Regions from separate parts of the Homo sapiens genome. Here region 2 is linked to region 1. Evidence: chromatin loops called from intact Hi-C (ENCODE). Cell type or tissue: heart left ventricle. All regions are shown on one strand. Each heading gives the region's core, and the rest is flanking DNA. Links, peaks and the distances in the headings are about the cores only. Region 1 holds the start of LOC105377713 (a long non-coding RNA gene). Region 2 overlaps SLIT3 (slit guidance ligand 3).

What was found. A loop is a pair of places that touch in the nucleus more often than their neighbours do. Peaks named below come from ENCODE experiments on the same cell type or tissue, not always from the same donor. Only the 100,000 strongest peaks of a DNase experiment are listed, where the experiment ranks them.
Region 2: it touches region 1 in a loop (2.0-fold over the local background); 7 of 110 quality-filtered maps call a loop at or near these places.

What each region holds. Positions count from the first base shown.
Region 1 is chr5:168,878,029-168,894,424 of GRCh38, reverse strand. It overlaps SLIT3 (slit guidance ligand 3), which reads left to right. Exons shown (of 36, transcript NM_003062.4): 5 at 11,089-11,160. It overlaps LOC105377713 (a long non-coding RNA gene), which reads right to left and starts at 7,853. Exons shown (of 4, transcript XR_941197.3): 1 at 7,720-7,853; 2 at 2,936-3,102; 3 at 2,567-2,609; 4 at 2,281-2,458. In heart left ventricle, for the core only: no CTCF peak of the experiment used is centred there; a DNase peak (open chromatin) is centred at 8,954; H3K27ac peaks cover 1,249 bases.
Region 2 is chr5:168,746,271-168,762,666 of GRCh38, reverse strand. SLIT3 (slit guidance ligand 3) reads left to right here. Exons shown (of 36, transcript NM_003062.4): 15 at 1-128; 16 at 1,731-1,805; 17 at 8,660-8,803; 18 at 9,569-9,712; 19 at 13,032-13,195; 20 at 14,233-14,365. Among named protein-coding and RNA genes, the nearest start is that of MIR218-2, 14 kb to the left of the region's middle. RefSeq lists enhancers at 6,597-7,424, 8,260-8,759, 8,760-9,261, 15,522-16,093, 16,094-16,396. In heart left ventricle, for the core only: no CTCF peak of the experiment used is centred there; no DNase peak of the experiment used is centred there.

The DNA of each region.
Region 1 (16,396 bases), core at 5,242-13,241:
ATTCTCAGTCATCCATGGACCAAGCAATGGCATAAAATCATGTTCACTTATTTTTTTTATCCACTTAAATTTTTTAAAGCTATGCATCAGGCCTCATGCTGAGCAAATGCTCCTGCCTACACGAAGCTAATAATTTAGTCAGAGAGCCATCATAAAACACTACATTGCCAACCTCCCCATAGTCGGCATGGTGAAGCAACCAGCAACCTTTCCAAAACCAAACTTACTCTTTCCTGTGCCCAGGTAGCTACTCTGCCTTTAGGTTTTTTGATAAAGTCAAATTTGACAGGGCCCTGGGACAAGTTACTGAGTTAAAAAAGACCACCTTGGTGGAGGATCTGCCATTTTATTTGAGCTTTCTTTTTCAGGAAAAGATAAGAGGATGTAGAAAAGAGGTTGAATCAATCAGCCTCACTCCCCTCCTTCCTGACACCAACAGAAATGGGCCCAAGTGGTAACTGAGAATATAAATTTAAGAAAAACATGTTAGAAGCACACTCCCCATCCCCTTAATTTTTGCTAATTATCACATAAGTAGATCTTCACCTATGGGATACTATGCCTCTGAACCTAGGCTATCAGGCCACAGACCTAGGAGGCAAATGAGGGGGCCCAGGTCAGCAATTAATCACAGAGCAGGCCAAATGCACACACTTCATTTCAGAACAATTTCATAAACGTTCCCCTGCCCCTGCCACCTCCCCCTCACTCACAAGATTTCATCTCCTAATTGCAAAAGCTTTTTGGCATGGGAATGTCTTTGTGAAGAAGAGAGGACTCAATTTGGGCCATCTCTCTAAAGAAGACACGGGAACAAGGACGCTTCTCCAATTAATCAGCAAATGCTTGGCTCCAGCTTTCGGGCCAAAGGATCGATTTACATAAAGCTACTTCTTGAGATGAATTTGCCTCCCCCTCTCCTCCCCCTGCCTTCCCCTGCCTTCCCCTTGTCCAGCCAGCATTAGACATGCTACTGGATTTCAGATTGACAGTGTTAGCTATGACAATCAAATTAGGGATGAAAGCCTCAGATGGCTGCCAAGGAAAAGGGACAGAGGGGGTGGGGACCAGTATGTCAGCCTCAGAGGAGGATAGATTGTATAGAAATGGGTTCCCTTTCCCAAACCCCACTGGGCAGACACACAGCTTCAAACAATAAGAGATAAACAAAACGCCAGTCTCCATCCTTTTGAATCAGGTGAACAAGCTCCCTGTCCACACCCAACCAAGGTTGATAAATTAAACCAGAACTTCTCATTGGGTCCAAAATTGGCAGGGGACTATCTCAGGTACTCAATTAGATCTTTACAATCAGATGATTTTCAGCACCAGATTTCTGCACACAATGTGAAGACACCAAAATCGCAGTTGTACCCCCTGAAGTGTATATAATGAGGTACGTGTGGACTGTGGAATCAGACGCCTGTGGTTGGAACCCCACTGATATTTCCTGGACCACTTAGTGACACAGGGAAGCCTGGACCAGAACAGAGGGCATAATTGGGCTGATAATGAGAGCTCCCCAATCCCACCTAATGTAACTAACTGCCTTGTCGCTAAATTGAGATAATCCCAGGGATTAGTGAGCTGTTGAGAAGCTCAGCCTCTGTCCCATTTGCTGGAGATGATCAGTCAATTATAATGCTGTTTCATGAACACAAAGAGCCTTAGTTGGAGTTGCATATGATAATTAAATGAAGAAAGCTTCCGTTTGGACTGGAAGCATCAGTTAACTCTGATAGCCCTGGAAGAGTGGTGGTTTGGAAAAACTCAGATTAAATCCTATGGCTGCAAAGAGGTATCTGTTCACAGGAGGAATGGCTGAATGAATGGAATATTCTAAACCATGGCTTGCTGCCCTGGATTCAGGGCTTTCAACCTTGACTGATTTTCCTCCACATTTCCTATCTGTATACTCAGAACCCCCAAGCAGTCTTGTATCGGGCTCCTTAGATTGGTTCCAACATCTGAAGACTTTTTCCCTCCTTTGGCAATGAGATGCTGCGTAGCTACAGCATCAAGTTCCTTATTCTAAAACATACTGTCCAATATAGTAGGCACTAGCTATGTGTGATCACTGAGCACTCAGAATGTGGCCAGTCCAGATTGAGGTGTGTGTAAAATACACATCAGACTTTAAAGACTTGGAATGAAAAAAGGAATGCAAAGCATCTCATTAATAAATGTTTATATTGATTACATCTTGAAATGGCAATCTTTTGGATATATTGAGTTAAATATCATATTAAAATTAATTTCAACTGTTTCTTTTTACTGTTTTTAATATGGCTAATAGAAAATTTTAAATTGCATTCTTGGCTTGTGATATATTTCCGTGGGACAGCGCCATTCTAGAATTAGCAGATCGCCCCTGAGGAGGTGACAGTCTCTGCATCCTCACTGGTCACAAATCTGAGCCTGCAGGCCAAGTTCTTCCCAGGGTGAAGCATCCAATTGGCTGGCACAGAGAGTTATTTGGTTTTGATTTTGTTGAAATAACATCCCCAGCTCGCTTTCTGACTATTCCTGTTGTCCACATGCAGCCCGACTTCCTCATTTACTTTACCTGCACAACCCTGAAGCATCTGAGTTTGCAATCTTTGGAACACCTGCCCAGAAAGAGACAAAACAGGCACTCGTATTGGTAACTAGTCACAGAGCAAACCTATAATCTCAACTCCATCTGTAGCATTTTGTAGAAGCTTGCAGCCTAACAGGTTCTTTTCCTTTTTCCCTTTGGTCAGAATGCTCCCCTGGGACCAAGCATCTTATCTCCATAGTGCTTGGACCTCAGGCCTTCACCCTCAGTCACAGCTCCAGGACTGTTTCTCAGCCTGGCTGTTCAGCCCTGTTCATCACCTGCCCTCTAGTGATTTCTCCCAGATTTCAGCCTTCCTAGAAAACTGTAGGGAATCCCTGGTCTGTGAGGCCTTACCAGGAATGTCCTAATCCCAGCAACCAGTCTCCCCTCCAAGCTTGAAGGAGTCCAAGGACAAAGTGCTTGGTTTTCTTCTGCCACGTCTCTGGCTCCCAGGGGAGGGTGTAACCATCCATGGACTCTTACCCTTCTAGGTCAGCCTCCCCGGGCTCCTGAGTGGCTTTCTGAAATACAGATTAAATGTCATCATTCTCCCCACTTCAGCCTTCTCCTGTGCCTCTGCCTATCCCACAGGCATTTTGCCCAACATCAGCAGTCTCATGTCTGAGACACAGGAGGCCTTTGCATCCTGCTCCCAAAATTTTCCCTAAAATTAGACTTTAACATTTAAGGTAGTAGGATGCTATATTTGTGAACTTCATGCTAGAACATGAAGATAGGAATTTGCATTATATACTGCATAAGAGTTTAGAAAGCACTCGCTTGTCCATTATCTCTGATGCCTATCCCAGTTTCTTAGAAGTGCAAGTTGAGATTCAGAGAATTGAACTGGTGCTCTTAAAGACACACAGCATGTTGAGTAGCAGAACCGGGATGTGAACTTAGCACCTAATCCGATGCAATCATCATTCCACCCATGGTTCTCAAACTTGTTTAAAATTAGACTGAAGCCCATCCTTAGGGTTTCTGATTCAGTAGGTTTGGGATGGACCCCAGGAATCTGCATGCTTTTTTTATTATGGAAAATGTCACACATACATAAAAGCAAAGCACAGATGATAAATGAAACTCCCTTGTACTTATCGCCAAGCTCCAATAAGTATCAACCCATGGCCAACCTTGTTTCATCTATTCTTCTACCACTTCTTTCTCTCCTATATTATTTTGAAGCAAAACTTAGAGATCATTTTATTCTTAATTATTTCAGTATGTATCTCTCAAAGATAAAGACATAAATGAAAGAAAACATAACCACAATTCTATTCTCACTTTAAATTTTTAAAAATTAACAGGAATGAATGTGTATTTTGTTCTCATAGCAAGGTTCATGGTCTATCTGATCAGAAGATTATTCTATGACAACAACAGCCCCATACCATCCCAATTCTTGATAATATCTTTGTACTATTCTGATTTTTCTCAAACTGTCCACCTTGAAAGATAAAACCAAAGTACCTGATGAAACAAGCCTGCATTCCCTGTGAGTCCTCTTGATTCAGATTGGCATCTCTCTCTTTTCCTTCCGAAAATTTAAAAAGATTTTGGGCCCCAGCTAAAATAAACTGTAAAATCTTTTGCTTGGTCTGGGAGCAATCCATAGTGTGAGTTTAGAGACAAGCTTTCTTCTGGATAAAACGGAGAAACAGTGAAACTGGTGCTCTCTCTCTTTTTTTTTTTTTTTTTTTTTTAGATGGAGTCTCGCTTGTCACCCAGGCTGGGGTGCGGTGGTGTGATCTTGGCTCACTGCAACCTCCCGCTCCCGGGTTCAAGCCATTCTCCTGCCTTAGCCTCAGTAGCTGGGATTACAGGTGCCCACCACCACGCCTGGCTAATTTTTGTATTTTTAGTAGAGTTGGTGTTTCACCATGTTGGCGAGGCTGGTCTCGAAATCCTGACATTGGTGATCCACCCGCCTCAACCTCCCAAAGTGCTGGGATTACAGGCATGAGCGGCCACCCATCCTTGCTCTCACTTTTTGAGGTGTCTAGATGTTTATTTTATATTTGTAGAAGTAAGGGGGTCTATTTCTTTGTATCTGGGATAAATAAGGATGTAAACTGCAGGAGGACAGAAACTTAGGACTATCCACTTTTCTATCTCAACTTCAACCATAGTGGAACACATAGTAGGTATTCAATTCATTTTTGAGGGAAATAAGCATCTGAGCTGACACTTAATCCATCAGTATTAAACATCTGAATGGCATGGCCAGGACTTTTCTGATGAATCTGTGAGGGAAAGGATTGCAGAAGGAGCTTTTATTGATATCCTTCATCCAGTAACTTTTTAACCTCAAGGGAACACGTAAAGTAAACTCTCACTGCAATGAAATATTCAGAAACACAACTGGAGCAGTGGGAAATAATTGGCGTTTTTTTGTCCCCCATTGATACTTTGATTCCCTGGATCCCTGAGATAGGTGTCAGTTCTTTCAGGAAATTAGTCATTACTCCATTGTAATCTTCCTCAGACAAAGGCTGCCATTGACTAGACACCCAGCTGGAGGTACCAGAGCTTAGCTGGGACATATGCTTGGTGCTCATTTGATTTTGACAGTGACCCAACTGCAAACATACAATCTTGCTTATTAAGATAAATTGCCTGCAGAAGAGATGTACCTATTAAGATAAATCTTCCCTGAAGTCCACATTGTAGAATCCCCAGGGGATAATTTTTCCTGCATGTTTGTCCCTCCTGCTGTATAAAATAAAGTAAGCAAAACAGTGTCTTTCCCTTTAGCTCCTAGCACAGAGCGATGTGTCACTGGGTTACTATATATTAGAAAGTTGGGGTTCAGGGGGCAGGAAGAAAGAGTGCAGCTTTATGTAAGATGGTAGTATTGAGAGTACAGGAAATTTTAGATTTGTAGATTATCTGTCAAAATTTTTTAAATCCCTAAATGAGTTTTGATTGATACTGAATGCACCAATGGGCAGGTTTCCTCCTACTGGGCAGAGAATGTGAAAGTAATTTTAATATATATTCAGGCCAAAGAGAATCAGAATGGTAATTCACTGCCCTGATCCCAAATCCAATAATGGTTCCAAACATAAATGCTTTGAAGATCATCCCCTATTTTAGCCTAACTAATCAAGAGTTGATGGAATTTTTTTTAATGTTATTGAAAAGGCACCACATTGGTCTCAGTGCAGAGGGATTGAAGAGGTAGTCAAAGAAGTGCAAACCTCATCAGATGCCAGATTGGGTTGTTCCCACATTCTTTGGTCAGTTAGTTTCCCTTGTAGCCTCTTGATCTGTGGTCCTAGATATGCCGTCTTTTGAGAGTGATATTTTAATCTGCTGAGGACTTGTAGATTCAGAACTATCCCCGAAGCCTTCTTAGGAATACTTTGGGGTGGATCCCCTTGGGTTCCTTCTGTTGCTACTGGGTCCTATCACCTGCTTCTTTGAACTTCACTGCTAAAGTCTCCTAGCTGGGAACATCTTCAGCAATCTGTCCTTGGGTTGCTGGAGTCACCATACCCAGCATTCATGGAGGGCAGGCAGAGCCTGGGAGTTTACATTTCTCTTGAGTGGTCCCTAACCAAGGACTGTCTGATGCAGGGCTGCAGAAGCCCAGCTCCCTTGCTCAGAGACAGGAGTTCCCCATCATATTGGGCTAAGGCCAAGACTTCACCTGATTGTACTTTTATTTGCCTTTTCCATTAGGTTTCCATCCTCACTGGTCTCTCCCGGGAGCACTTCATTAATCACTTAACCCCCGTGTCCTTGGCTCGGTGTCTGTTTCTGAGAGAACCCAACATAAGACAGACCTCTTATTTCTGAATCCAGCTCTCTTGTTTTATCCAAAAGAATCTAGAATCAAACATGGCTACCCCTGTCTAGATGACAGAGGAGAGAAACTTTTTAATCCCTCCCTCAGATTTTATGGAAAGAGTACAGCAACATTTACGTATTTTATTCTTTGTAGAGTTGAAGGCATATGTCCTGGGGGTGCTGAAAAAGGACATTTTCAGCAATGTCAATCCAGTGCTAAATGGGAGGAAATTACAAAAAGGAAATGCAGCTATTCATTGAGTGCCTACGGTGTTCTAGGTGCTGTGCAGAGTGCTCTGCAGAGCACTACAAGCTGTAGTCTAATAAGTCATAATGGCACCTGTATAGACTTCCAGGTGGGACTGTGATGTTTCTGGGCGCACTATCCGTATGACTTAGGAAAGCAGTCCCATTTGACAGTTGGAGATGTGAGACAGAGTCATGCAGTTGACCAGATTCACACAACTAATGTGCAAATGATTCCACACGGTGCTCTACGTGTAATCATTTCGCTCTCACAACTAACTGATGAGGTTAGTAAAACTAACAACCCCACTGTAAAGATGGGGAAACTGAGGCAAAGAGCATTTTAGTAACTTGAATGATCATACAGCTCATAATTAGCCCCACCCACTTCAGAAACAAGAAATCTCCAAGTTTTGAGGAACTTCCAAACCCCATTTTGTAGCTTCGGAATTAATTTGGGAGTGACCTCTAGGATCAAATTCCCTCCACCAACTGCCATTTAACACAGACAGGATTTCCTGGTAGCATGAATGTGACCAAGACAAGTGCATTGTCCCCAGCAGGGCAAAGAGGAGAACATGTTCCTCCTCCTAGTCTTGCAGGGGTAGGGGTGAAGGTGGGAACTGTCATTCTCTGCTCCTCCAAGAACAAAGCATGCCTGACATTGCAGGGAGAGCCCCAGGAAGCATTTCAAAAGCTCCACTGGAACTAGACAGCCTTTCAATCCATTTATCAAAGTGTCTGCAGTTCCCATTTCAAGGGTAGATGAAGCAATAATAAATTTGCGAAGAAAGTTAATCTGTGTCCAAAGCATTTTAGTAAATTAAAAAGGTGGGGAGGGTGGCTGGAAGGGGGATATATTGGTTCTTGCCAACTCCTATTTGACTTACTGTCTCCTTAATAAGTCCTCTTTGGTCTTGTGTTTTTGGATGGAATAATCAGTTGGTTAATCATTTTCCGGAAGCTGGAAAATGCACTTTAGCTAATGCAGTTCTCCTTTTCTCTCAGAGCCCTAATTATTTAAAAAGGCATCCCAATTCCTAGCCCTACTCCCCAACCAAGAAAGCCTTTCCCACCAGCCATCTTCCTTTACTTACCCAGAAAAATACTGCACACCTCCCACTCCTGCACCCTACTCCAATCTCATGCCTTTCTTCTAGTGTTTAGAAAAACAAAAATCCCCTTCTCAGGTCACTTCTGAGCATGTCTGCCCTCCTCAGCCCTGAGCTGCTTCCCTCGTGAAAGGGGAGACACTAAAACCCCAACAGGAAATTGGCCAGCGCTAGGCTCTTGGGCATCGTGGATAGATTTTGTTATTTTTATTTAAGTGTCAGTGGAAAATGGTGGCTCTTGTCTCTCTCGAGGATAGTACTTAATGATAGCTCCATGCTCTGGCACCACGTAGAGATAAACACACTATTAGGAACTCTCACAAAGGCCCTGCGATAATTGTGAAGGGACTGTTACCGAAAATGAAGCGCCCAGCCCTGAACCCTCCTCCACGCCCCATCAGTAACACCATTGAAGCTGTCAGTTTGTCAGCCCACTGGAGGTATTTATGAAATCAATATACAGTCCTGCAGATGGATGGCAGCAGTATTGTTAGCCGGAGAAGGGAAGCTCAATGGAAAATAAAATTAATAAAATTTACAAGCAGATTGTCATGGGGATCAGATAAATTCCCTACAATCTACTGTTTTGCTCAATTGGGACAGGAGGAAAGCAGTGACAGGGAGATGGGAAGAAAGCTGTGTTTCAACTGGCTCCGTAAAGTAGGAGCAAGGCTGGTTATATTTACAGCAAGAAAATAGTGAACAGAAACCAAAGCGCTGCCCCACCCAAGTGCAGGATTTTGCCTGTGTGGGAGGTCTCCCAGCAACATGGCCAGATTTTTCTGCTTAAATATCGCTCTCCTCTCCTCATCCCACCGTATTGCAAATCAGAACCTTTGTACGACTGCTACTCCTCCCAGTGTATTATGGGATGTTGTCTACTCAAACAAGGTTAGTGCATTACTGGAACACATGCCCCCTCATCCAGCTTCCAGCTATGGTTCAAGCTGACAGCTCTAAACCTCTCTCCTGTTTGCTCCCCCTGCCTCTGATTTTGATCATCAACCATTTTCCAAAAGTGTGACTGGGGCTCATCTTCCAGAGCCGCCAGAGAGAGCAGCCAATCCTGGGAGGGTAGTGGGCAAAGGCTCGGTGGCCTACAGACCAGCTTCATTTGGCAGAAAAGACTGGACTCATTGTGACTGCCAGAGCCTCGGGTGCTGCCCAGATGCCTGGTGGAAATTGCATTAGTCAGATGACAGGACCTGGGCCCCTGCTCCGGAGGCTGATGGAGAGCAGCTGAGTGGCCTTGGTGACACCGCCTGACCTCTGCTGTCATCGTGGGCTTTGTTCAGCGCCCCGACTCCAGGCTGGAGCCCTGCTCATTGAATCAGGCCTGGCTGGGGGAGCCTGAGACAGCGCTCATTGTGCATCTGAATTTACTTACATCGGTTGCAGACAGAGGAAACTGGATTTGAGATAGGGAGCACCCTGTTACTCAGCCCCAGAAGCCACTAGTACTCACACCGGCACTCTACCCCAAGTCAGCCTTGTTTTGTGGGCCTAAAAGTAGCCCCAGATGATCGTCAAGTTTCGTTTTAGCTAGCTGCTCAGAGCACATGGCTTGTCCCAGCAGCAGATGGGAGATCAGAAAAAAGTGGACACCTCTTTTCTGCTTCCTCTTTTCCCTCCTGCCCCTTTGCAAAATGTTCATTTAGACTGCCCAGATTTTAGTGGAGGGCAGTCGTCTGATGTCTCCTGCCAAATATAACTGGAGTCATCTAAAGCTTTTGATTAGGTGCCCTTGGAAAATCAGCATGGAGTGTCCACAGGTACAATCTGTCCGTAGGTCAACTCAGGACCCATTTAACCTGTGACCAGCAAGTTCTCCTTCTAGGACCCCGTACCAAGGAGATAGTTAGACAAGTGTCCCCAAAATGTGCATGCACAGAAGTTCACCCTAGTGTTTTCATTAAATAGCAAATAAATAAATGCCTACCCAACAATTTGGGACCCATATAGCCACTCATACAATTGGACGATATACAACCATTAAAAATGTTGATATCAATGCACTATTAATGACAGGGACAGATGTTCTCAATATAGCAAGCAAAAATAATAGGTTATAATAGACTGTATATTGTGAGGTCATATTGGTGGAATTTCATATATATATATATATATATATATATATATATCTCGTAATTGGTAGCAGTAGTTAGATCTGCAACGTTTTTTTTTTACCTTAATATTTGAGGGTTTTTCGGGTGTTCTTTTAAAAAATAATGTGTATGTATAGCACTGTGTGTGTGTGTGTGTGAGAGAGAGAGAGAGAGACACCTTTTATATCTGAAGAAAGTGTAAAGAGCTCATTGTGTCCCTAGCCCCCGGCTCTGCACCCCCCGACCACGCCATAGTCCTCAGAGAGGCTTCTGCAGCCTGTGGCTGTGCGGGAACAGCCTGGAAGGAGGCCTGGCATGAGTGTTTTGCAGGGCCAGTTTGCACGCTCTGGAGGCCTGATGGGTCGGTCTTTACAGATTGATTACTCGTTGAGATCCAAGCAGGCCTGCGTTCTTAGTGAAAACAAGTGCACATGTTTGGTCTAGCAAAAACTAAATGTGGGAAACAAACCAAAAAAAAAAAACAGCCCATATCTTTCTTAGAAAGGAAGTAAGGCTTTGGGAATGCTTACAGTCTGGGGACATAGGTTTAGCCAGCTGTAGAACCTGACACTATCCCTCACCCTCCTCAAAGCAACATGCTGGCACTGCTTAATGCTAGATGAGGTGCCTGTGGGACCCCCACTTTGCATGGACCTGTGGAAATGCAATTTGAAATTATCGTGCCTGTCACTAAGAAGGTCTAGGGGCCCCCAGGAATCTCTGGGACTCTCGAGTAAGCTGAAGTGGTCATCCCCCATCAGAAAATCAGAATGGGCAGGCTCTGTTCCAATCCCCTGTGACAAAGGCAGATTGTCCTGAGCAGCAGAGGACAGCACTGAGAGATGGGAGATTGAGCGGCGTTGACCCCACAGTGGGGGAGGAATGCCGTGTGGGGGTTGGGGGGATGGGGGGCAGGGGGTTGTCTCCGGGAGGTGGGAAAACAGAGAATTGGGTGCAGTGTGTGCAACAAATAACCCAGCCTCTTGGCTCGTGGCCTGGAGGTGCGAGACCACCCACAGAGCCTGCCCTGGAGGCGAGCTGCTCCGCCTGGTAACCATTTCAGCAACGGCCATCACTTGAAGAACAATGTGAATGCTTGTAGCAGCCTGGGGCCCGAGACCAAACAGCCGCCATACACTCTGACCGCAGAGGCAGCAGCCTGGGTGGGGGGGATTGTTATCATTTAATGAGATGCAGATCAAGACAGCCTGGGTCTTTAATGCAGTGTGCCTCTTCTCTTCTTGTTTAGAGATTTGAGTGAAAACCAGATCCAGGGGATCCCGAGGAAGGCGTTCCGCGGCATCACCGATGTGAAGAACCTGTAAGTGATGTTTTCCTTGCTTCACTACGTATGTGGCTAACTTGGGCTCTCTGACCAGAGTGAGGGTGAGGGATGGGACAAGAGGGTGGTCCAGGTGCCTTCAGAGATGAAATTGAGGGCTGTGCTTGAGTGATTTCTAGGGAACACACGTTGGATGCCACAATACTGTCACAGAAACCTGTGCTTTGCTGGTTAGTCATCCCCAGATATGAGCACTGGAGCCTCAGTGCCTGCTGAGTTAGAGCCTGGCCCTACAGAGCCTTGGTGCAAGCCAGCTTTGCCCAGCATCATTATCATCTTCTGTAAAATGGGGATGGTAACCTTGTGGGCATGTTTTGTGCAACTGAGAAAGTGTTCAAAAGGAAGAAATATCTTAGTGCCTCATACATAGTACGTGGTCAATCAATTGGAACCTTGACGATGATGGTGCTGAAGCTCTCACTCTTATTAATAGGCTCATCATCGGCTCCTGAGAGAGCATGGGGACTTACATCCCAGGAAGTTGGAGAGACATAGCCAGATCCATTTCCACTGGCCTAGGATTTTTTTTTAAACTTTTTATTTTAAAATGATTTTTGATTCGCAGGAAGTTTCAAAAAATAGTAGACAAGTCCGTATACTAGTTTCCTCCAATGGTAGCATCTGACATAACCGCAGTACAGTATCAACACTAGGAAACTGGCATTGGTACAATCCACAGACCTTAGTCTTCAGATTTCACAGCTCCACGTGTGCTCACTTGTATACGCCTGTGTGAGCGCAGGCATAGGTAGTTCTGTGTGATTTCATCACGTGCAGATTTGTGCAGCTGTCACCATAGTCAAGCGCAGGACTGTTCCAGCGTGACATTTTTGAACTTTGACGATTTCCTACCTGGCTTCTCCTACTGACCCCTTATTCGTGACTCCTGGGCCCCTACAAGGACTATGCCTTGAATTTTCTGCCTAAACCTTTGTGCCCACGGGGTCGGAACATGCTTTTGGAGAGGGGTAGGGAAGAAGGTCTGATTTGGCTGAGCAAGCACTTCTGCCCAGCAGCCTTCTCTGCAGCCCCAGATTCAATTTGAGACGTCTTAAGGGAGGCTTAAAAAAAAGACATTGTCACTTTTCCCTGTAATGAATGCAGGGGTTTTAGTTTACTGGCACACTCAAGGCAGCTGGTGATGGCTTCCAGATGCAGGTTATCTGCCTCCCCTGTGGACTTAGCGGAAAGCTTTTGGTGTTTTACATGCAAAGCACGCAAGAGGGCAGAGGCGTCTCTGGGGGTGGGTGGAGGGAACAGAGAAGCAGAGAGGACTTCGCAAGGGGCTCAGGGACAAGGAGGCCGCCTGCTGCTGCTTCTGAGGGTGTTTTCCCAAGAGCAGGAGAGGGCGGGGTGGAGCAGCCACACCCACAAAGAATGGGAGCTCCTTTGCAGGACAGGTGTAGGCTTCTCGCAAGAAACAGCCTCCTGAGTTTATATCTTCCTGAGAAAATGAGATACAGAAAAGCCAAACCTTCAAAACCACTAAATAAATAATGAGAGATCTCTCATCCTGAACTGGCACTTTTAACATGTCAGAGCGCTTTTCTAGTATTTCGTTCCATGCATTCCAAGAACTCAAGACTGTTCACATGAACCAAAAACAACTATGTTAATTAGCCTGCCAGAACGTCAGGGTATGAGAAAATGGAGGCCCAGAGAGGGGCAGTGACTAACTCAGGGTCAACCAGCTTTCTGGTGGTTGAACCCCAAAAGAACATTTTGCGTATATAAAGTGATATATCAGTCAGATCTCATGACACTAATTTTAAATGGATCCATTAACCAAAAAGAACATATTGTAGTGATGTATAACCAGAGCTGGACAGTTAATTGCTGACTATGTTTTTGATTGTTAAGAAAGTGAATAAATCCCACAATTGTTCTTAATAGTTGCTAGGGTTTCTCAGATTTTGTTTTACAGGGTCTCTTTTCCCCTCTTACAATATCTCTAACTACGCAAAGGCCTCAGGACTTGAAAGGTTCAAGATTCTACAAACCCAGACTCCTAAGTCACTCCAGCACCCACCATCAGACCACCCTCTAAGCCATGCAAATGTGTATTACTCAGGATCCTAAACTCAGTGAGGATCTTCTCTTTGTTTATACTCACTACTAGCAGCTGGGCTTGCGGGGAAGAAGGAAAGGGGAGTGAATTCACTGCCTAAAGGATGAATTAACCAAAAACACCTAAGGGGAATTGAATACTGTGTACCTCTAATCAGTTCAGTCAGCAGGCACTTGTCAGGCAGGACCCAAAGGCCCCAGAGGTACAATTCATGTTCTCCAGTAGCTTACAGTGTAACTGGGGACAAGAATCATGTACATACAAGAAAATGTTTAGTAAAGTACCAATCAACATGAAAGTTGGCTAATAAGTAGCTATACGTAATGAGGGGCTGTCAGAGCTCAGAAGGAACAGACAGCTTTAGGCAATGTAGCCTAGCGGTTAGAAGCATGGTTTTGGCGGTCTGATAGAAGTATGTATGAATTCCATGTGTTCTAGGTTCTTAGTCTGTGATGTTAAGTACATTACTTGACACTTCTAAGCCTATGTTTCCACTGTATAAAATGAGGATAATAGTTGGACTTACCTCCTAGGGTTTTTGTGGAGGTTAATAAAATAATGCATATGAATAACTTAGTCCTACGCTTGATGCATGAAAGGTATTTAGAAAGTTCTAACTACTGTTGCTGCTGTATTCCTTTGTTACAATAGTGAAGACTGTAGCTGGGCCTGAATGGTGGTTAGAATTCACAAAGTAATAAAGATAGTACGTGCAAAGTGTAAAGGCAAAACTGTATAAGATGTGTTTCCAGCAGAGACATCTCATGGGAGTGGAGGGATCTGGGGCAGAAGAGTGTGTGATTGGGTTAGAAAGAGAGGTGGAAGCCGGTTGCTGGAGAGCCTTGACTGCGAGGAGCATGGGCTTTAGATGTAGGCACTGAGAATGTGGATGGCTTTTGCCCTGGGACAGATCACGGTGAAAACATTTGTTCTGGAAGGGGAACCGGGGACAGGAGGAGGTGGCAGAAGGAAAGGTCGGGGCAGGAGATGAGGCTGTAGTCCAATGTGAGGGTTTAGGCTCGTATCTCTCTCTCACGCTGTCTCTTGGGAGAGAGAAGCAGGAAGTGGAGAAAGAGGCCAAAGTAAGCAGTCCCTGGGGACAAAATCAACAGAGCTTCGCAGTCAGTGAGTTGCTAGAGGCCATGGAAAAGGAAGTGAAAAACGATTAGTTCCAAGTTCAGACAATACAGAGAATGATGGCAAATTCTCATAATCATTCATTCACACTATTTTTTGAGTGCCTTCTAAGTGCTAGTTCTGGGGGAAACAGCAGGGAGTAAGATATATCAATATAAATCTGTGAGCTCTGTCTTCTTGGAGCTTCCACTTCACAGAAATGGGAAGTTCAGGAGGAGGAGCCAGGCTTGGAAGATCCTGAGTTGGGTTGTAATCACATTGGGTGTGAAGTGATGTCAAGTCTTCTGTCAGCATTGTGGACAGAGCATCTTCTCTGTGTGAGGAAGTTTGTGATCTGACATCCTGTCCAGTTCCTGCTGGTTGAAGGACTTTGCTAAAGCCACGCTATGTCTCTGGTCCTCAGCTTCCTTGGTTTTAATAAGAGGGAGTCAGACTAAATAATCTTACAGCCCAAGAGAAAAACTCATGTGAGTAATTAGAACTGTAGGACCTGAGCTGAGGAGCTGATGCTTCATGGAGGAGAAGCATCTGGACAGAGGTGATAATGAAGCTGTATGTTTAAATATGCATCGGCACATGGAAAATAAGAGACATTTAGCACAAATTAAATTTCTATAAAACCTGCTAAGGAAACACTCCTCCTCCTACCAGTCCTCAGTTATGGAGATTGTCTACCTTGTGAATGATAAATAGCAAATTTTAAATCTCAGAGATGCATATCCTTGTCATCAGCTTGTTTGAGAACCACTACCCAGCCCCCAAGCCTGCTCCACCACAGTGTGTGAGCTCAGGGAATTCACACCATTCCACTATTACCTTAAAGACTAGAAGATAAACTGCTGGCATATCCAGCTTCAAACTGCATGCTATGTAAAATGACAACCAGTTGGGCCTATGTGTAACACCATACGCTTTACTACACGGAGAAAATAAAAAACTATCTGGTTTAAAAAATAATTTTGTAGTTTTGACGTATATTTTCTTTGCTTGCGCTGACATTTCCCTTCAAGAAAGAAGAGGCTGTGGCCAGGTGTGGTGGCTCATGCCTGTAATCCCAGCATTTTGGGAGGCCAAGGCGGGTGGATCACCTGAGGTCAGGAATTCGAGACCAGCCTGGCCAACATGGTGAAACCCCATCTGTACTAAAAATACAAAAATTAGCTGGGTGTGGTGGCAGGCACTTATAATCCCAGCTACTCGGGAGACTGAGGCAAGAGAACTGTTTGAACCCAGTAGGCAGAGGTTGCGGTGAGCCAAGATCGCACCATTGCACTCCCGCCTGGGAGACGAGTGAAACTCAGTCTTAAAAAAAAAAAAAAAAGGAAGAAACTGTGATACCCACATTTTCCACATAAAATTAAGTTTTCATCAATGTGTATAAGTTGGTAAAAGTCAGCAGATAAAATTAGGCCTAGGCCTCTGCAACTAAGCTACCATCCATCAGTAACACACCCAACCATCTTTTGGACTTTCGCCATGGACACTTCTGTCTACCCGGGTTCCTTTTCTCACAGCCATGCCTGCAAACAGGAACAATAAAGTGACCAGAAGCTGCTACAGAGCAGAGTCCCTATTCACCTAAGCAAGTAGGCAAGCATGCAACTTTTATCAGAGCCCAGAGAAAGGACGCAGGCGGCCTCTGAGCCCTGTGGACCTGAGGAGCCACAAGCATGATGCTCTCAGTGAAGGGACTGGACGCCTGCCCCTCCAGACAGCAGAAGGAAGTCCCTAATTGCTTCCTGCTTCTCCAGAGAAGAGAGAGAACGTAATTATCTGGGGATGCCACTCTACGCAATTACTGAAAGCTGGTTTAATGGGCTGGTCTCATTCTCCACTACTTGCCTAGAAGGGCGGAAGGTGCTGTATTTAAAGAGAGACAGGCGGTTCGATGGACAAAGTGATCTGGATGAAGAAAGAGACCCTTAGAGAGACTGTCCTGTAGAGAGACCAACACTCACCACTCCAGTATGAAATGCCTACTGTATGCAGAAACTGTGCTAGGTACTGGGC
Region 2 (16,396 bases), core at 2,679-10,678, 130 kb after region 1:
TTCAGCAGCGAGTGCTTCATGGACCTCGTGTGCCCCGAGAAGTGTCGCTGTGAGGGCACGATTGTGGACTGCTCCAACCAGAAGCTGGTCCGCATCCCAAGCCACCTCCCTGAATATGTCACCGACCTGTAAGTCCAACCTCGGCGTGAACTCCCTACTCCTCCCCACACGCCAGTCACCCGGAGCCAGCGTGGGCAGGGTCTCCTGGCGGTGACCCCTTCCTGGCTCAGTCATGTGGTGTTTGTTGGCTGTCTTTCACATACTGGTCTGAAGGTAGATACCCAGGCATCTCCTGTGGACAGCTTGCTTGCAAATAAAGACAGTTCATTCCTTCATTCTACACATATTTTCTGAACACCTACTGTGAGCCGGCATCATGCTAGGCCCACCAGTTTCTACAACAGAGCAGAGCAGGTAGTCCCTGCCAACCCTTACGGAGCTTACAGTAAAACCAGAAAGTTGGGTGCTAAATGAAGAATGGTAGTGAAGTGAGAAAACAACTAGAATGATTAAATATATCTGAGCCTCCAATTAGCCATGTTAATAAAGGGATGTGTTGGTTTATCAAAAAAAAAAGAGCTAAAAAATTATAGCTGGGCCATGGTTGGTGGGTCATGCCTGTAATCCCAGCACTTTGGGAGGCCAGGGGGAGAGGATCACTTGAGGCCAGGAGTTCAGTACTATCCTGGGCAACATAGTGAGACCCCACTCCCTTACCCCAGTCTCTACAAAAAAAAAAAAAAAATTTTTTTTTTTTATTAGCTGGGCATGATAGTGGCATGCACCTGTGGTCTCAGCTACCGGAGAGGCTAAGGCAGGAGAATCACATGAGTCTAGGAATTCAAGGCTGCAGTGAGCTATGATCATACCACTGCACTCCAGCCTGGGCCACAGAGTGAGACCCGGTATCTGGAAAAAAAAATTTTTTTTAATTAAAAAATTTTTGAAAAGTTATAGCCTCGTGGAGGACAAAGGCACAGCATGTGGGGACCGACAGACATGGGGCTGACACCTGACTCTGGCAGGCTTCCTAAGATTAGGCCATTTGCTCCTTGGATCTGAGACTCAGTTTCTTAGCTGTCAAATGGGGGAGATAATTAATGCCTACCTCCTACAGTGGTTGGGGAGACTAAGAAAGATGATGCAAGCATGGAACTCATCTTGAATCCTGGCACAGAGTAAGCCCTGGATGAGTGGTAGTGGTCTTCATTATTATTATTATTGTTGTCCTCTCTAATTTCACAAGTCATCAGAGGAAACAGCAGGCCCCTTTCCCTGCCCTGCTGCTCTCCCTGAATACCTGTGAAGTTCCCGAGCTGCTCCTGGTAGAGGGAAGTGCTTAGGAAGGAGCTGAAGGGCTTGGAGGGTTGGGAGACCCTGGAGAAACCTTCCTGGGGGTTTTAAGTTGTCATTGGTATGTCCACAAAATGAAAACAGATCCTTGGTAATTGATGGGTGCTGAAAACAACGCATGCCCACGCGGAATACTCAGAAAGTCCCCTAAACCCCAGCCGAAGGAGGCTTCCTCCAGGAGAAGGAGGAAGCAGCACTGCATATGCCTCCCCAAACTGCTGGGCCCCTCTGTTGATGGGACTGATGTCAAAGCTTCCGATGGCTCTGTGGTCCTTCACCGAGTGTGAGGTTCAGGCAGCAATGCAGCAAAGCCATGGGGGGTGGAAGGAGGGGCCTCGTCCACAGCTAACCTACCACTCATCTTGCTTCCTACACAGGCGACTGAATGACAATGAGGTATCTGTTCTGGAGGCCACTGGCATCTTCAAGAAGTTGCCCAACCTGCGGAAAATGTAAGTCAACTTCAGGAACTTGGCAGCAGCCTCTGTTCTCTAGCCAGAGCCTGTGTTCTAGACTAGAGGAACCAGGGGACCGGCCTCTCCCCCAGCCTCTGCTCCACTCCCTCCCAGCCTTCTCCTCAGCCCCGCTGTGGCCTCTGTTAGGAAGCAAGACATGTAGACACAGACCAAAGTGATGCTTCATGGTTTCAGTTGAGTGTTATACAGAGCGAGCATTCCACACCATCCCTGACCCCTCCCTGGACCCTCTGCTCACCCCACCCCTACACGCCATCCAACACCTACCCCAGGGCTGGTGGGTGGGACTCAGGTAAGGACTAGCAATGGGGCACGGGTATCTAAGGTATATGCTATTTGGCAATTTTTGTGTGGTGACAGTTAAATGTCTGTTTTCAAATGGAATCAAAAGACCCCTGCATCAGTGATACACATCAGAATGAACATGCCAGCAGCTTCCCACAGTGGGTTTCCTCCAGGAGTCCGTGGGTCTGACCATGCCTTGGCCTAGGCAAGGGCCCACTTGCCTATGTTGGCTTCTCCACTGCCAGAGATGCAGATCATCCTAACCCTCTCCCTGCACAGGAGCTCAGACCTAGTCATAAAGGTAATGAGAATGATGTTGGTGCACCAGTAGAGTCCTTGTCCTGAGCTAAGGACCATGCTCCCTGCGTCACACCCATTGTCTCACTGAGTCTTCACCCACCCATCCAGTGCTGGCTTCACAGTCCCCTTTGTGCAGGTGAGGAAGCCAGGGCTCAAAAAGTTTCTGTGACTTCTCTAAGACCACACAGCTAATGGGTCCCCGAGCTGGCATTCAGACTTGGGTCCACCTGCAGTCATGCTAGTGTGAGGCTGGCTTGCTTCTCCTCATCTTCCGTGCGGGGTCCCCCAGCAGAGGTACCAGCACAGAAGAGGAGGCTCTTTACCATCTAATCCCCAGGGGGGCACTCTTTGGCCCCTCTGCCTTACCCCACCCCCTACTTCATGTCTCCTGGCCCCAGAGTTCAGGTGTGCCTCGAAGACCAGGGAAGTAAAGTCCATCCTCATGATTCATGGATTCCATATTTGAGAATTCGCCGACTCACTGACATTTGTGTAAGTCCAAAGTCAAGACTCTCCGTGCCTTCACAGTCATTCTCGGGTGTGCACAGAACAACAAAACAAAAACCAAAACAAAAACAGAGTCACCCACACCCACGTTCTCAGCTGGGGTCGAGCGAGGCCACGCTCTGCCTTCTTCTGTCACCTCTCATGCTGTAAACCAGTGTCCTTTTGCGTTATATTCAGTGCCGTGGGTTTTGCATGTTTGTGGTTTTTGTTGGTGATTTTGCTGTTTAAAATGGCCCCCCAGACATACTGCCGAAGGGCTGTCTAGCCATCCTAAGTGTGCAAAGGCTGTGATGTGTCTTACAGAGGACATATGTGCGTGAGAGCAGTTTTATTACAGGCTTGAGTTATAGTGCTGCTGGCCATGAGTTCAACATTATGGATCAGCCATATGTATTACATAAGCTATCTTTAAACAGAAGCATACATATAACAAGGTTATACGTCGATAGGTTGATAAAAATGTGGAGACCAGAGGCTCGCAGGACCCTAATCTTGTATTTCCCTAAGAGCAATGCTTTGGTATTCACTAATGCAGTGTTCCCAGCAACTGTATACAACATAACTACTGTGAGTACTGGTTGAGTATCCCTTATCTGAAATGCATGGGATCAGGAGTGTTTCAGATTCCAGATTTTTTTGGATTTTGGAATGTTTACATGTACACAATGAGATGTCATGAGGCTGGGATGCAAGTCTAAACACGAAATTCACTTGTGTTTCATGTACACCATATACACAGCCTGAAGGTAGCTATGTGATATTTTTAATAATTTTATGCATGAAACAAAGTTCAAGTACATTGAACCTTCAGAAAGCAAAGGTGTCAGGTGTGGAATTTTCTACTTGTGGCATCATATCAGCACTCAGAAAGTTTCGGACATTCTGGTTAGGGATGCTTACTTATAATGAGAGTGGACTGTACCACCTCGTTTTTTTCTCATTACCCATGCTCCCACCCATCAGTTCCCTGTAGACAAATATGACAGAGGCCTTCTAGGCCCTGGGCAGCATCTGGATCTCACTGGTGCTACTCAGATCGCTTTCCTCCCTCCGTCCCTGCCTGCAGCCACCACCTTGGTCATGGCTCCAGCGAATGCTGTGTAACCGGGTGCAGTGGAGAGCACGTTGGGGGGCCAGCTGAGAGAAGGGCACACTTGGGTGAGGATCATGGCTGTCACTGGGGTCCAGTGCCCCACTAGCTTCAGGGTCCCAACACAAACATCACCCATCACCTACCAGGAATTATTCTTTTTATTTCAAACCAGAGAAATGTACTTTGTTTTTAACCTGAAGACAGAAACTTACAGGCCTGTGGGCGTGAGGCAGATATTAAGATGAATCAAGCTGGCCAAGCGCATATTTGTCTTCTGAACAGGATCTGCTAGTCTTTGCTTCTGCGAAGAAATACGTACTCTCCCATTTGAGGTGAAACTCAAGCACTTGGAATCTTTCATCCTCCCAGTTTTGATAGGAACATGAGTGTAGAGAATATTTCTGTATGCCCCAGAAAACAACAGCACAAACACATGATAAGTGTCAACCAACTCCCAGCATCAGCAACCAAGCAACAAAAGGGAGTGGTGAGGTCTCTGGAAAAATATGGGCCTAGATCTCATCAAAAGGGACAGATGTCACTCAGCTCATCCCAGTGCTTGCCATGTTGGAATAAAAGTGAGGGCTGCCAAATGTTTCCATTTCTCAAGAGCTGCCACAACTCCCGGTGTGGAAGGAAAATGGGCAGACAAGCCTATGTGAGTTCTGAGTTCAGCTCTGCCCTTCCCAGTTATGTGACACCAGGAATGTCCTTAGCCTTTCTGAGCCTTAGTTTCATCATTTACATAATAGAAATAAATCCACCTTCCTTATAAGTTATGATGTGGATCAGAAATATGAGGAAATAAAGATGAAAGACATGGCTGTGGTACTGGGGAGACAGGGTGTGGAAAGACAGGAGAGGGCATCTGAGTTGAGTGACCCAGAGTAGCTGGTTATATATTTAAAACAGGGGTTGGGTTGGGCACGGTGGCTCACGCCTGTAATCCCAGCACTTTGGGAGGCTGAGCCAGGCGGATCACAAGGTCAAGAGATCGAGACCATCCTGACTAACACGGTGAAACCCCGTCTCTACTAAAAATACAAAAAAAATTAGCCGGGCGCAATGGCAGGCGCCTGTAGTGCCAGCTACTCGGGGGGCTGAAGCAGGAGAATGGCGTGAACCTGGGAGGCGGAGCTTCCAGTGAGCCGAGATCCCACCACTGCACTCTAGCTTGGGGGACAGAGTGAGACTCCGTCTCAAAAAAACAAAAACAATAACAACAACAAAAATAGGGGTTGCACACCCAGACACTTTCAGGAGCCTGGGAGTAGCACAAATGTGGAACTTGGCTGCGTGCAAGGCCATAAAAATAATAATAGCTAGCAGTGAGCACAAATTAAACACTTTACCCTGCGCTAGACAGTACAGATATTAATGCACTTAACCCTCACCAAGAAACCCTCAGGGGCTCTGAACTAACCCAAAGATGGAGAGAAGCCCCCTGGGTGGCCCTGGTTTTACATTTTGTGGTTTCCTGGGATCTGGGGCAAGATACTGCTCTAAGAATGTGATCGGCTCTTACAAAACCTCCATGCACTTGTTTTGTTTCTGGAGTGTTTGCCCCAGGCTGCACTTTCTGTCCTTCAGCTACTGCTGCCTGTAGTTGCGAGCAGTGCTTTGATGGATGTAGAGACGGCAGCAGCCAGCTTTTCTGGAAAATTATATCCCCCTCTTTTTTACTCTCCTTCTGTTTTCCATTCTCCCAGCCTGAGGAAATCCAATTCACAAACCTTACAGTAATGTGATGTTAATTTTGCTCATTTAAAGAAACAGATGTCAGGAAATGGGAACCCTCCCACTTCATAGCTGCTTTAACTCATCTGCATTGCCCATCACTTGTATTTTAATCCCCACCCTCCCCAACAAAGAAGCTCAACTCTGGAGCAAAAGCCTTCTCTTCTGGCATTCGGGTGACTTATAGCTGCTGGAGAGCCTTTATCTCTCCTCCTGCATCTCATTTGGGGGTAATTGGCAGTCTCCTCAGGGCATTACCTTCATTCCTGGGTTATCCCAGACCAGGGCTACCAGGATTTATAAGAAAACCGGCCAAGTTTAAGGAGAACCAGGCAGGGAGTGGAAATCCAGTCTGCGAGTCTGCTGACTGTCTCAGACCTTGGGCGAGGGATGCTGGGAATGCTTACTCCTGTTTTCCTGGCAGGATGGGAAGGAGAGAAGGAGAACGAGGTCATGCCAAGGAGTAAGGAGGGAACCAAGGCACCGGCTGTTTCCTCCACACCTGCCCACAAGCGCAGGCATGGCCTCACCCTGGGGGCCTGGTCCCTCCTTGGGAAGAGGGCAGTCAGCCTGCATTGAGTCCCCAATTCTGTCACTTGCTCCAAGTCAGTCCCTAAGGGAGTTCTCGCCCCCTGGCATTGTTGTGGGTCAGCCCAGAGCTCAGACCAGGGACTTGGTATGGTCCTAGATCCCCTTCCAATGCTCTGTGACCTGGAGCAGTGCCCTCCTGCTCTGGGACTCAGTATCTTCAGCAGTAAAATGGTCCTGGTCTATCTCTGCGAGCCCGCCAATTCTGCCAGCTTTCGTGTGCTCTGTGAGTTCACGGGCTCCACCTCCACCTGCGATTTCCTTGTTTGCAGAAGATGGTTCCCCATGCAAGGCTCTGAATAGGCTGTCTGCTTGGGAGGCTGGACTCTCCCCTGAGCTAATATAAACACTGTCATCACCTTCAGTTCATCCATCTGGCCAGGGATGCTTTCCAGGGCCAGGCATTTTGATGGTCCACACAAGCCCCCCAGCAACCCTGCCAGGGAGAACTGCTAACTCGCAGTGCTAATGGCTCTGCAGCATCTGCTTGCTGTTCTGATCTCTCTTGAGGTCTGTGCAGGATGTCAGCATGCAGCCTCGGAGGGAAGGGCTGCTTTCAGACCTCAGGGGCAGACTCAGAAATGGCAGCACCAGCCAGGCATGGCGGCTCATGCCTGTAATCCCGGCACTTTGGGAGGCCAAGGTGGGTGAATCACCTGAGGTCTGGAGTTGGAGACCAGCCTGGCCAACATGGTGAAACCCTATCTCTACTAAAAATACAAAAAATTAGCAGGGCATGGTGGCAGGCACCTGTAATCCCAGCTACTCGGGAGGCTGAGGCAGGAGAATCACTTGAACCCTGGGGGCAGAGGCTGCAGTGAGCCAAGATTGCGCCATTGCTCTCTAGCCTGGGCAACAAGGAGAGAAATTCTGTCTCAAAAAGAAAGAAAGAAAGAAAGAAAGAAAGAAAGAAAGAAAGAAAGAAAGAAAGAAAGAAATGGCGGCACTGAGGGTTTGATAGGACCAAGCTCACTTTAAGCAAATACAATATCCAAAATCTTGAATTTTGTAAAGAAGTAATATCCACATAGTCAAAGGAATACTCACTTATGAAAGAAGAGGTTCAATGGAGTACATTTGATATGCCAGAAAACCTGGCTTCAAATCCCAGTTCTGTCAGCTGGGTGACTGCAAGCAAGTTAGTTAATCTCTGTGAACCTCAGTCCCATCATCCGTAAAATGAGACGATAATAATAAATGAGTCCGACAGCCATCGTTTTGAGGGTTTGATGTGGTTGTGTTGGTCAGATCCCTCATGAGGTGCCTAGCACATAAGAAGTGGTCAACAATAGTAACTGGAAAGCACCAATTTATTTGTATCAGGGATCCTTAACTGGTGAGAAAGCTTAGAAGTTCCACAAATGCCCTAGTCCCAAGGAGTGGGGAGCATGCTTTATATTTTTCTCCTGCCTTCCTCTTGAAAATCAGTGCTTAGTGAGAATCTCTAATGAAGACAGAAAATAAGTTTGAGAGTCACTATTTTAACTCTGTCAGTCCCCCAGAGCATTGAAAAGACAATTACACAGAAAAAAACTTCAAATCCCATCCAGCCTGTTTTTTTAAATTGATACATAACAATTATACATATTTATGGGACACGTGATATTTTGATACATGCATGCAATGTACAGTGATCAAACAGGATATTTAGGATATCCGTCACTTCTAACATCTATCATTTCTTTGTGTTGGAGGTATTTCAAATCTTTTCTTCTAGCTATTTTGAAATACATATTGTTGTTAACTATAGTCACCCTACTGTGACTGTCACCCTATCTAACACTAGAACTTATTCCTTTTAGCTCCCCCATTAACCAACCTCTCTTCATCTCCCTCAAACCTTCCCAGCCTCTGGTAACCATCCTTCTACTGTCTCCCTCCATGAGATCAACTTTTTTAGCTCCCACATATGAGTAGGAGCGTATGATATTTGCCTTGCTGTGCCTGGCTCATTTCACTTAACACAGTGACCTCCAGTGCCATTCATGTTGCTGCAAATGACAGGTTTTCATTCTTTTTATGGCCAAATAGTCTTCCATTGTGCATATATACACCACATTTTCTTGATCCATTCATCCACTGACCATACAGTCTGTTTCACAAAGGTAGCTTCACCTGTATAGGGCCAGGGTCCCTGCTCCCTGGGCCAGATGCTGAAGACCAAAGTTCAGGGAGCCCCAGACTGAGCTCCTTCCACCATCCAGTCCTCAGTCTCAGGGGCCCCAGAGAGTCCCCAGCAGCTGCAGGGCAAGTCATCCCCTCCCGGCATCAAGACCATCTGCTCCTTTTGATTCTCCCCTATTCTGTTTCTTCCTTCTAGAAATCTGAGTAACAATAAGATCAAGGAGGTGCGAGAGGGAGCTTTCGATGGAGCAGCCAGCGTGCAGGAGCTGATGCTGACAGGGAACCAGCTGGAGACCGTGCACGGGCGCGTGTTCCGTGGCCTCAGTGGCCTCAAAACCTTGTGAGTGCCTGGGGTGGGGCCTGGGCCAAGACCCAGAGGGAGACGGGAGGGCAGGGGAATTAGAGACAGACTACGAAGGCAAGTGGGACCCAGGCACTGTCTTGGCCTGCTGAATCCCTCTCTTCCTGGAGTCAGAGTCATCAGACATTCTGGAGCCTTGGATGGGAAAGAATTTAGCATGCTGAACACCTCCAGCATGCACACTCACACACACACACCACACACACACCCAACATAGTCACCCACTCTCGTGTATACACGTATATAGATTTATACCAGAAACTTGCTGAAGGAGGCACACAAACAGACATTTACCCACAAACATAAGCATAAGGACCTTTATAAAAATGATATATGCAGACACGTGCAACATGCACATAAACATATATACAAACAGGCACAGACACACAAGCACACACATACATACAAGCTGATGTCTACAACCACGTCTTGATTCTCTCTTCTCTTCCCAGAAATATGTGTGCACACCCTAGCAGCCACACAATATGCGTGTGTATACACACATATGCATGACATGTGCTTCCAAGAAAGCATGCACAAACAATAATGTACATACACATTTACACACAGCCCCAGTGGGGCTCCAGTCCCTGCTATCACAGGACAAACCTGATCAACATGGCTGGACTGAGCTTAGAATTGGCAAAAGCATCTCACCTATACACACACACACACCACCGTGGCACCATTTGGGACAGAAAAGATCATGCCTGTGCTCTCTCATCCCCACCCCTCTCCCTGTAGGATGCTGAGGAGTAACTTGATCGGCTGTGTGAGTAATGACACCTTTGCCGGCCTGAGTTCGGTGAGACTGCTGTCCCTCTATGACAATCGGATCACCACCATCACCCCTGGGGCCTTCACCACGCTTGTCTCCCTGTCCACCATGTAAGTTCTCCTGGGTCCACTGCCCACGGACTCTGGGATCCCACTCTGCAGCGCTCTCTCCTCCCAGCTCCCTGCTACCTCTAGCCAGGCTCATCTATCTGTCTGTCCACTTAAAAACTCGTCAGGCTTTCTGTATGTGCCAGGCAGGCATCGTCTAGGTGTTGAGGCTGCACACACCCGGCCCCTCCTTCCTGGAACTCACAGCATAGTGAATTGCCACAGAAAGCATGTCCACAGTGATTTGAAAACCCAAGCTGGAAGGCCAGGCATGGTGGCTCACGCCTGTAATCCTAACACTTTGGGAGGCTGAGGTGGGTGGATCACCTGAGGTGAGGAATTCGAAACCAGCCTGACCAACATGGTGAAACCCCTTCTCTACTAAAAATTCAAAAGTTAGCCAGTTATGGTGGTGAGTATCCGTAATCCCAGCTACCTGGGAGACTGAGGCAGGACAGTTGCTGGAACCCGGGAGGCGGAGGCTGCAGTGAGCTGAGATCATGCCACTGCATTCCAGCCTAGGCGACAGAGCAAGATTCCGTGTCAAAAAAAAAAAAAAAAAAAAAAAACCAGGGGCTTTGTTGAGAAACACTGGAGCTGTATTCTGGAAGGTAAGTGGGAGGTAGCTGTTGAAGAAAGTGGACAGTGCAGTTCCTTCAGAGGGAAGGGCATGTCCAAGGGCCCTGTGGTTGGTCGCAACAGAGCATATATGTGGGACTGAACATCTGTCAGCATGGTCACAGTGCTGAATGAGGGAGGGCATGACATAAGGCAAGGCTGAAGAGGAAGCCAGGGTCAGGCTGCAGGACTGCTGTGGGCCATCTCGTCTTTGTCCAGAGCACATTAGGAAGACTGGGACCTTTAAGTAGACCTTAAGTAAGACATCACCAGACAGGGGTTTTAAAAAGATGTCACTGGCAGCCAGGCTTGGTGGCTCACGCCTGTAATCCCAGCACTTTGGGAGGCCGAGGCAGGTGGATCACAAGGTCAAGAGATTGAGACCTTCCTGGCCAATGTGGTGAAACCCCATCTCTACTAAAAATGCAAAAATTGCCTGGGCGTGGTGGTGGTGCACACCTGTGGTCCCAGCTACTCAGGAGGCTGAGGCAGGAGAATCGCTTGAACCCGGGAGGTGGAGGTTGCAGTGACTCGAGATTGTGCCACTGCACTCCACTCCAGCCTGGCAACAGAGCGAGAGCGAGACTTCGTCTCAAAAAAAAAAAAAAAAAGATGTCACTGGCTGCTTTCAGTGGGTATCAGGACCAGAATTAGAACCCAGCTTTCTGGGCACCTAAAGGAGTGCTCCTGCCCGGGTAGTGCGCTGTCGTGGGAAGGGAGCCTCTGTGGAATAATGGGTAAGACTCTAGAGCCAAATTTCCTAGGTTCAGATCCTGGCTGTGCCTCTTGTTAGCTGTGTGACCTTGGGAAAGTGACTTCATCTCTGTGTGTTTCCATTTCCCTTCTGCATAATCTACCTCCTAGGATGGTTATGAGGATTGAATGTGGTGATGCTTGTAAAACACACAGCAAGGGCCTAGGTGTAGAAAGTGCTCAACACGTGTGTGTTTTACAGCTGCTCGTCGTATTTCCATGTGGCTCTGTTATCCTTAGTCGCTGGTTTATTGTCCCGTCTCTAACCTTCCCCAAAGACCCTTTAGAAGGCAGAAGCAAAGGCTGCTGCCACACCTCCTGTTGCTGCCCTATGCCTACTGCACTTGGAATCAAAGCCGAAGTTAGAGGAGGGCCTAAAGGCCGGCCCCACGTCATCTGGCCCCTCATGCCCTGCCTGTCCCCTCCCTCTCTCCATTCTAGCTCCGTGGGGCTCCTCGCCATTTTCCCATGATCCAAGCCCACTCCAACCTTGGAACTTGGCACTCCCTGGAGCACCCTCCCCCAGCCTCCCTCCCCCTAGCCTCTCTCCCTTCCACCTTTGCTCAAGGGTCACCTGCCTCACCCCGTTCTACCCCTCTGCCATAGCCCCAATCCCTCTAGCCCTGCCCCTTAATATTACAAAGCACTAACCATGTCCTAACATACTGTGTCATTCACTAACTTGCTGTTAATCATATATTATCTGCCCACCATCATATAAGATCCCGAAGGACAGGGATTTGTGGCTGTTTTGTTCACTGCTGCATCCTTAATGTTTAGATCTGTGCCAAGAGCACAAGCAGATGCCCGGCATATAATTGTTGAGTAAAGGAATGAATCGAATGAACGAGTGATGTCAACAGGAGAGGACAATGGGTTGGGAGCTAACATCAGTGAACTGGTCCATTTTAGTCCATATTTAGCCCCTCCTAGGTACCTCCACATTGGAAATCCAAAGACACCTAAGATGCCCAGAAGGGCAGAGTCCCAAAGCATTCAGGGAACCAGCTCTGACCCATGAAGTAACTTGCCCCGCTTCACACAGCTACTGAGTGTCAGAGCCTGGACTCCAACCCCGAAACAGCCACTCTCAAGCCCTTCATTGCTGTATCATCCTACAGCCACTCAAGGGCTGTCTGTCCCGCTTAAATAAGCTCCCCAAGCTTCACTTTCCTCATGTGAGAAAAGGAAGATAATGTTACCTCCTTCATAGGGTCGCTGTGACAGGAATGAATGAGACAATGGATTTATAAAGTGCGTGGCATGGTCCCAGTCCTGTAGTAAACACTCAGGAAGGGATAGCTGCCATCATCCCCTCATCTCTCCATCAGTCCCATTGTTTCAGTCCACAGATGCATATAAAGTGCCTGTGATGACATAACGCTAGTTTCTGGATATGCAGAGGCAAACAGACCCTACCCTCGTGTATGTAGAGTCCAAGGTGCAAGGCGAGCACAGAAACCAGTCACCGCACACTCCCATGGGTGCTATGGGGAGAATGAAAGGGAATGAGGGAAAAGATATGATAGGGCTGAAGTATCCCACTTGATATGGGGGACTCAGAGAAGGCTTCCTTGATGAAATGTCATTGAAGCCAAGGACTAAAGAATGAGAAGAAGCCAGCCAGGCAACCTGTAAAGATACGGGTTCCCAGCAAGGAGAGTAGCAAGTGTGAAGGCTCTCGGGGTGAATCTCTGCTAAGGACCCAAAGGCAGTTCACACAGCCAGGGCTTGGTACCCAAGGGAGGGCATGGCGAGACACCACAGCCACATCCATCAGAGGCGAGGGTCTGGAATGAGACCCTCACAGAGACTGCATCTGGGGAAGAGCCTACGTTTCCTTCCTGAGACCTCCTCCTTCCTGGCTAGGAGAGCTGGGCTCTGGGCAGCAGATCCCAGGGCCGCTCCCACAGTAGAAGGATGGAGGCTAAGCACCCTTCTCTCTTCCTAGAAACCTCCTGTCCAACCCCTTCAACTGCAACTGCCACCTGGCCTGGCTCGGCAAGTGGTTGAGGAAGAGGCGGATCGTCAGTGGGAACCCTAGGTGCCAGAAGCCATTTTTCCTCAAGGAGATTCCCATCCAGGATGTGGCCATCCAGGACTTCACCTGTGATGGTAAGAAGGCTGTGGGTCAAGGTCTGCGGGGAAGGCCCTGGGAAGGCAAGGAAGATGGCGAAGATGCACAATCAGATACTCCCTGAGATCCAATTCCACTTTGCTTTGGGCATGCAGCTGGAGCTCTGGAGAGCTCTGCAGATCTGCTACTAGCCCACATGGCTCCTTCATGCAAATTAAGAAAAGGTGCCCATTTCAGCAGTCATTTTACTTCCATCAGTTAGAAATCTGTCATAATATATTGATTTCATTAAGACAAGACACCTGTCCATTAAAACAAGATACTGCCATCTATGAGAACACTGTTGTACCAAATATACTCATCTATCATGTCCACAGTGAGATTGGTGCCCCTTAAATGATATGGCACCCTTGTGGAGTGCACAACCTATACAACTGTACATGGGAGCCCTGGCCTCAGTCTTCCTGTCAGCATCATGATGAGACTCAGTATGTACTCATGAGAAACAGACTTCAAGAAAAGTCTTGTCACTGGCTGGGGATATGGATATCTGAGGCTTTGGTTCTCAGGATCCCAGAGGGCATATTTATTTGCATAAATTCAAGCCAGCACAGTTCTTTACTTGATCAACTTTGGGTTATCTAGAGACAGATAATTAACTGAGATTAAGGCACAATGGAGGCTTGGGACATACTCAACACCCCGGAGGGACTGTGTAGTTGTGGGAGCAGAGAAAGAAAGGAGAAAGAGGAAGGGAAAAGACAAGGCTCTGCCCCCCTCCCCCTGACCACTCCTTCAATCAATTCGGCTTATTCCTGATATGGTTAACGGTGACCTCTTTCCTGTTACTCTTGCTGAGCCTCCTTGATGGTCTTCATCTTATGTCAAATGAGGTAAAAGGTAGGCGACACCCGCCAACCACGGATGAGACCAGCGGGTACCCTCTTCCTGGTTCTAGAACACAGCGGGGACAGGGGACAACTTGTCTTTGTGGAGAACACGCAGCCTTGCTCACTGGCTCCCCCTAGTGGGGCTTATCTCCCACAACCCTCACCCTCTCTGGGGCTCTCCACAGGCAACGAGGAGAGTAGCTGCCAGCTGAGCCCGCGCTGCCCGGAGCAGTGCACCTGTATGGAGACAGTGGTGCGATGCAGCAACAAGGGGCTCCGCGCCCTCCCCAGAGGCATGCCCAAGGATGTGACCGAGCTGTAAGTACCCCCAGCTGCCTCCAAGCACCCTGTCATCTCACCACCAGCAGCATCCTCCATACTTTACCCCAGAATCTCAAGCAAGGCAACATGGCGAAACTGCCGGGGGGAGACCCTACTTGAATGGATCCCAGCAAGATGGCAGTGGAGCCCTCACCAAGATGGCAGCCATGGGCTTTGACAAGGGCACAGGAAACATGGCTCCCCCAGTGCCTCTGCCTGGCAGAGGAGGAGTCTCTGACCCTGTAATTCCTAAAGATACCCTGAGTATAAGTGGGAGGGTTATTGCCTCATTTTCCGTATCACCCCTGAAACCTCTGCTCTGTACACCCTCTTCCTAAGACTCCTCAGCAGTCTCTCAGTCTGATCCCGGCAGCAGTGCAGGATAATTGTGAAAACATTGTCCAGCGGGCACCGTGGCTTACAAAGCACTTTTCTGAATAGGATCCTATTCCACGTTCAAACAGCCCTGTCAAGCATGCGGCCCCATTTTACAGATGAGGTCTTAGCTCTGAGTCCCATTCATTCTCAGAACAGGAGCTTTCTTATTCCACAACCCGAGCTCCTGCCACTGACTCCTCAGGTCCTGTTTCTGCACCAGAAACTCCCAGCTCAACGAAAAAGGTGTTAGCCTCTTCCTGTAGGGCTCTTAATATTATGGAGAAAATCCTATTTCTGCCCCCCAGGAAAGCACAGACAGAAGGACAAGGCACGGTCCCCCAGTGAGGGGGCCTCCCTGGAATGCACCAAGAGCACTGCAGCTAGGACCAGAGGAGCACCACACACTCACACAACCAACACACACCATGTGCACACTCGCATCCATCCACTCCTTCACTCATCCACTCAACGCATATTGACCAGGTTTCTCAGGTATGAAGTACTCTGCTCACATTGGAGAGACAATGGCGAGCAAAATGGGTGTGACCCCTACACTCACGGGGCTCGTGGTTTATTAAGGAAGGCAGACATTCACTCGATCATTGCAGATGCACATGCGAAGTGACAACTGTGAAAAATGCTACAAAAAGAGAGGTACAAGGTTGCTAGGACACGCAAAGTGAGAAGTGTGACAGAGACATGAAGCTCTGAGAAAGCTGCCCTGGTGAAATGATGCTAGAGCCGCAATCTGAGGGGTGAGGGGCAGGTCACTAGGAGGGAGGAGGCAGTGCTCTGGCTGAAGTTGCTGCATAAGCAAAGGCCCTGTATGGGAGCGGGCAGAGCCAGGGAGAGGCAACAGGAACAGCCTAAGTGCCTGAGCAGCAACACACCCACAAACCCACACCACACACCACCACACCACACACCACACATCCACACCACCACACACCACACACCACCACACCCACACCACCACACTCACACACCACACACCACCACACCCACACCACCACACTCACACACCACACACCACCACACACCGCCACACCCACACCACCACACTCACACACCACACACCACCACACCCACACCACCACACTCACACACCACACACCGCCACACCCACACCACCACACTCACACACCACACACCACCACACACCGCCACACCCACACCACCGCACACCACCACACACCGCCACACCCACACCACACACCACCACACCCACACCACCACACACCACCATACCACCACACTCACACACCACACACCCACACCACTACACACCACCACACCACCATACTACACACCACACCCACACCACCACACTCACACACCACACACCACCACACACCACCACACCCACACCACCGCACACCACCACACACCGCCACACCCACGCCACCACACTCACACACCACACACCACCACACACCACCACACCCACACCACCGCACACCACCACACACTGCCACACCCACACCACCACACACCACCACACTCACACACTACACACCACCAGACACCACACACCCACACCACCACACTCACACACCACACACCACCACACACCCACACCACCACACTCACACACCACATACCACCACACCCACACCACCACACCCACATACCACCACACCACACATCACC